Linked DNA regions of Homo sapiens: region 1 is linked to region 2. A link is an interaction called in ENCODE POLR2A ChIA-PET data of the cell type or tissue named here. Cell type or tissue: Panc1. All regions are shown on one strand. Each heading gives the region's core, and the rest is flanking DNA. Links, peaks and the distances in the headings are about the cores only. Region 1 overlaps TMEM26 (transmembrane protein 26). Region 2 has its middle 130 kb from the start of LINC02621.

The links. ChIA-PET counts read pairs that join two places held together with the same protein. Peaks named below come from ENCODE experiments on the same cell type or tissue, not always from the same donor. Only the 100,000 strongest peaks of a DNase experiment are listed, where the experiment ranks them.
Region 1: POLR2A ChIA-PET joins it to region 2 with 8 read pairs; 1 of 35 experiments calls an interaction of 5 or more read pairs at or near these places.

Annotation. Positions count from the first base shown.
Region 1 is chr10:61,441,640-61,444,503 of GRCh38, forward strand. All of the region lies in intron 1 of TMEM26 (transmembrane protein 26), which reads right to left. Among named protein-coding and RNA genes, the nearest start is that of TMEM26-AS1, 9.6 kb to the right of the region's middle. In Panc1, for the core only: no CTCF peak of the experiment used is centred there; no DNase peak of the experiment used is centred there.
Region 2 is chr10:62,125,941-62,128,838 of GRCh38, forward strand. No RefSeq gene overlaps it. Among named protein-coding and RNA genes, the nearest start is that of LINC02621, 130 kb to the right of the region's middle. In Panc1, for the core only: no CTCF peak of the experiment used is centred there; no DNase peak of the experiment used is centred there; H3K27ac peaks cover 358 bases.

The DNA.
Region 1 (2,864 bases), core at 365-2,864, 680 kb before region 2:
GTTTATAAACATACAATATATTGGACTGATAAAAGCTGATAAGTATATGATTCAATGACTAATACATGTCCAAGTGAAAAATTTTTACAAATGGACAATACCCTATTACCAGTGAGCTATCTGCCCTTAGAAACTCAGATTTATTAGAATCCCAATTACCTGTCAGAATACCAAACTTGTCCAATATGAATTCTTCAATGCCAAATTACTTTGCTCAACTATATTTTCATATAAAGCCCTCTTAAAATCTTTCTTTTCCATGAAGTTGTGTTTTTTTGTTTTAATTCCATAGCTCTTAGCCTACCTACCAATTCTCTCCCAAGTACACAAGCAGGAGCACCATCTCAAAGGAGTTTTTTTCTTTATATATTTACTTGTTTACTTAAAAATTCATTTGTTTTGTTTTATTTGTTTATGAAATATGTATATATATATAGGTCTTGCTACATATTAGACACTGCTCCAAGCTTTTTAAAAGCTTTACTCATTGCTTTTGTCAGTTCATTTCATCCAAAAGTAAAATATTGTTTACCATACAAAGTTGTCATTTCAACAAATTATAATGTTTTCTACAAAATGATATGTCATGACATTTAGCAATTTAGCCCTGCAGTAGATTTTATTTACTTTGACTCACCATTAGTCTAGAATTAGGATTCCATTTTTCTCTTTCTAAAAATGACAATTATTAATGTTTTCTTATTGAAAAAAATAACATCCATTCATTTTTATTAACAAATAACAGTATAAGTAAGCCTATAGAAGAAAAATTAGCCATATCACTACCCTGTTTAGTTTTTCTCTGTCTGTCTTCTGATCATATGTATATATCTGAAAATGGATAATATTTAAGTGAAGCAAAAATAATATTCAAAATGTACTTCAATTGAATCCAGATTTTATTTGTATTTCATTTCTCAATATTTTCTCCTCTACAAAAACAGAGTGAAGTTGTAAGAATACTAGACCCAAGTTTCAAAATCTCATGTTAAGTGAGATTTTGCATGTCCTCCGTAAAATTTCTGGAGCACTTTATAAAAGTTTATTTTCGTGGAAATCAAAAAACCAGGTCATGATATTCTTTTCTAAGTCCCTAAACCTGTCTAACAATGCAAAGGTTGTCTGTCCTTCTTACATGTAGACTCATTTGTCTAAGTGGGCCTTAACATGTATGATTTCCATCAAGGCTGCTTGGCAAAGGCTTTCTGTTAGTGTGTAAGGGGAATATGATGACCAATATAACAACCTCAGTATTTCCTCTACCTCTCTTCAACTCCTCAACGTGAACCCAATGTTTTTGTGGAACACAAAGCCTCTGAATGCCTGGGAAGTCACCAGTGTGATCCCAGCCACCACCCATTAATCTTCTTAACTAGCATGTCCCTCATCATTACCTCCCTTCCCAAAGCCCTTTGCATGTGCCTGTTCCCTGGCAAGAAAGCCTCAACTAAATGGCCAAGAGCTAATGAGAATTCCCCCCAAAATGGAAAATTGAATATAAATGAGAAAGTTTTAAAAGGTGCCAAGATCAGGCCCGGTGCAGTGTGTCACGCCTGTAATCCCAGCCCTTTGAGAGGCCGAGGTGGGCGGATAACAAGGTCAGGAGATCGAGACCATCCTGGCTAACACGGTGAAACCTGTCTCTACTAAAAATACCAAAAAAAAAAAAAAAAAAATTAGCCGGTTGTGGCGGCGTGCGCCTGTAGTCCCAGCTACTCGGGAGGCTGAGGCAGGAGAATGGTGTGAACCTGGGAGGCAGAGCTAGCAGTGAGCGGAGATTGGGTCACTGCACTCCAGCCTGGGCAACTGAGGGAGACTCCATCTCAAAAAAAAAAAAAGTGCCAAGATCGGTGGATAGGTTTGTTTATTCAGTGATCTTAAGGATAGACCAGACAAATAATGACAGAAGAGACAAGGAGGAACTTCAAATGGGTTGAGAAAATCCATTGCAATGAAATCTTTCTTTGTATTTCCGAAGCCCTTGAAGATTGTCTATATTCAGATTTTGTAAAGAGAAGATACTACTGAATGTGACTCTTAGTTATAATTTTCATTGTTTGTTGTTGCAATTTAAAAAAAGTCATATTCCCAAATAATGATATAAACTAATAGCAAAATTAGTACCCCATATACCTCACTCAATCTAAAATTTTCCAAGAGTAGGCCTAAAGCAAGCACAAGCTTTATTACAATTGAAGTTGTTCACAAACTCCAGCAATATGTTTCACTATTACTAAACTAGTTATAGTGACAAAATATGAATCCATTTGAGGATCTACATACTATCTTTCTCATAAAATATTTCAGAAGAAAAGAAAATCATGGCATCCTCCTAAATGAATTGTTCCAATTGAAATCCTAACTGTCACCATCATGATATTCTTTCAACCTGAAAAGCACATCTTTCTTTTCTGCACTCATAACCACTACTACCTCAGAAATCATTTACCTCTGAAATGGTCCTTGTCAACAAGCCCACCTTACTGATTGTATCTTGATTCTGCAGGCTTTCCACACTCTTGGACTTAATTTGTGAAAATTTATTTGGTTCTCTAAATGTCATTTTATACTGTTCTCATATAACTATACATATTTTCTATTTTTTATAAAACCACCATGACAGCATCTGGTACAATAAATGCTTATTTAATGAACAAATGAACTTATATTGCTGCCGACTACAGGAACTTTAATGCTCTCTGAGAAAATAAAATGCATTATAATTGTTATTTGTGTTAGGCTTTAGTTTATTTCATTCTAAATAAAGATGATAGTACTTATTTCTGTTCTGTAGAGGAGATTGGTTCTTTAGGACGAAAGTTAAAATAGTCTAGAATTTTCCCCCTTTTCTCCCTTTTATGTCC
Region 2 (2,898 bases), core at 1-2,500:
ATGTTACAACATGGATTAATTTTGAGGACATTATGCTAAGTGAAATAAGCTAAACACAAAAGAACAAATATTGTATGACTCCACTTATATGAAGGTATATATATTATATATATATACACTCTCATATATACACATATCTCTGTGTGTGTGTGTGTGTGTGTGTGATATTCAAAAGGAAGTAGAATGGTGGTTGTCAGGAGATGGAAGAAGCGAGATATGGGGAATTATTGTTTAGTAGCTACAGAGTTTCAGTTTGGGAAGCTGACAGTTTTCTAGAGATGAATGTTGGTGATGGAAGATGAAAAAGTACTGGAGATGGACAGTGGTGATGGTTCAGTTAATGTCACTGAAGTGCAGATGTAAAAATGATTAAAATGGTAATTTTTTAAAGTATATATTTTGCCACAACAAAACAAAACAAAATGAAGTTGGGCGTGCTGGCTCACACCTGTAATCCCAGCACTTTGGGAGGCTGAAGTGGGCGAATCACCTGAGGTCAGGAGTTCGAGACCAGCCTGGGCAACATCGTGAAACCCCTAAAAAAAAAAAAAAAAAAAAGTAAAATACAAAAATACAAATAAAAATACAAAAATTAGCCAGGCCTGGTTGTGGGCTCCTGTAATTCCAGCTACTTGGGAGCCTGAGGCAGGAGGATCATTTGAGCCCGGGAGGTGGAGGTTGCAGTGAGCAGAGATGGCATCACTACACTCCAGGCTGGGTGACACAGCAAGACTCCATCTCAAAAAAAAAAAAAAAAGCAGGTGATAAACTTTTAAAAATTCAATTAATTGCATATAAACAACTTCTTTTTTCACTGAATCTTTTCAGAAATGAAATACAAGATGAGAGGAATTTGCTTCCAAGTGAGAGAGCATAGACCTGTAACTTCTCTCCTTGCTGAGGGAAACTCTCATCTCCAAAACCCTCTTTCCCTCAGGAATTCGTTGGGTCTAATGTGGGCATAGCAGCTGTTGCCTTGGAACCTGAGGGTACGTACGTCTTTTAAACTTTGTGTTCTTTGTATTTTTAATGGAATAAACAGCATGTTAATTATCAATTTATTTTTATTTTTATTTTTTTGAGACAGGGTGTCCTTTGTCACCCAGGCTACAGTGTAGTGGCACCATCTTGGCTCACTGCAGCCTTGACCTCCTGGGCTCAAAGGATCATCCCCCGCTGCAACTCCCAAGTAGCTGGGACCACAGGCGCATGCCACTATGTCTCGTTAATTTTTGTATTTTCTGTAGAGACAGCATTTTGCCATGTTGCCCAGGCTGGTCTTGAACTCCTGGCCTCAAGTGATCCACCCACCTTGGCCTCCCAAAGTGCTGAGATTAGAGGCATGAGCCACTGAACCCAGCCTAATTATTAATTTAATAAGCATTTTTCTTGCAGGGTCCCAGAATGGCCAATCATGCCCTATACTTATAACTGTATACTACCATTCCCAAAGCTAATCAATACTAATTCTTCCTATTGAGACCAGATGCAGATTCAGACTCCTTGATAGATCTCTGTAACTGTAATAAAAGTAAATGGGTGTTAGCATGAGCCAAAATGCAGTTTTCTATCATTAGGACACCTCTCAAGGCTTCCAGGCAGCTGGCATCACATTCAAACCTAGATTTCGTATCAGGAGATGTGGCCTACTGGAGAAGGAGAGCTGAGTGCTGACTGCTGTGTCAGTAAGTAAGTGGTGATGTGTGGTCTCACAAGAATCCAAAGCCAGGCTTAGCCATGAGCCAGATCTTTAAGTAAGTGTCAGGTCCCAGGCAAGTTCCAGTGAATAAATGAAGATGTAAACCAAAATCAACATTAACCTGATTTTCCTCCTACAGTTTATGTAAGATTATATAATATAGTACTTGAGGAAGACAAGCAAAACCCCAAAGTGTCTGATGTGTGTTGGTGTAAGCCTTCATTGCTAACATTTTTCTTGGGTTAGAAGAACTCACAAGGCAGAAGGCTCTTTATGGATCTTCCTTCTCTAGTGCTACTGAATTCTTTTTCTTCCAATCTGGTTTGTAAGGCCACATCAGCTTTCTCCCTTCCTGCGTCTTTCCTAACTCTGAAACTTCTAGAAGGAAGCTCTCTTCCTTTTCCTTTGCTCACCTCTGCCTCTGTTTCTGCCCAGTTTCCCTGGCTCTAGTCCCTACTGCAGGAGCCTCTCAGGGTACACAAGCCTGTCTAGACATTGGCTCAGGAGGGCTCCTGGTACACACACAGGTCCCACTTCCTGACCCTTGAGCTTATCTGGCTTGGAACAAGAGAGTCAGTTTTAAAAAGATAATTCAAGGTCTTCCGTCTACTACTCTGTTGAGCACTTAAAATATATGATCCTATTTATCATCTTAATAATTCTGTGAGGTAGATATTATTATCTCTTTTTTTAAAATGAAGACACTGATCTTTAAATAAGTATATAACCCAAAGGCACACAGAAAGCAGTGGTAGAGCTCTGAAATCTGTGACCCTAACAAGACTGCCTCTGAACCCTTCAGCAGGATTATTGCCTGAATTCCCTTTGTGCCTTGGCCTGATTGGCTCCTGTGGTCCTTCAAAAGTCTCTGAGTTAAAGAAATAAAGGTATAATAATTAAGTTTCTGCCAGTGAAGCAGATATTTGGAGCCACACAATTCCTACCTAATTACAAGAGCTACTCTTAGAAAATACATGGACTCAGGTTTTCTCAGCTAGAACAGTACATGCTAGAGAGTTCTTCAGGAGACATTAAGGAACTGCAGCTGTGACGAAAATGCAAGGGACTCAGACTAGCTAAAACAATCTTAAAAAAAAAGAGCCAAGTTGGAGGACTCACACTTCCTAATTTCAAAACTTACTACAAAGCTACAGTGTCAAGAGAGTATGGTACTGGCATAAGGATAGACAAATAGATCG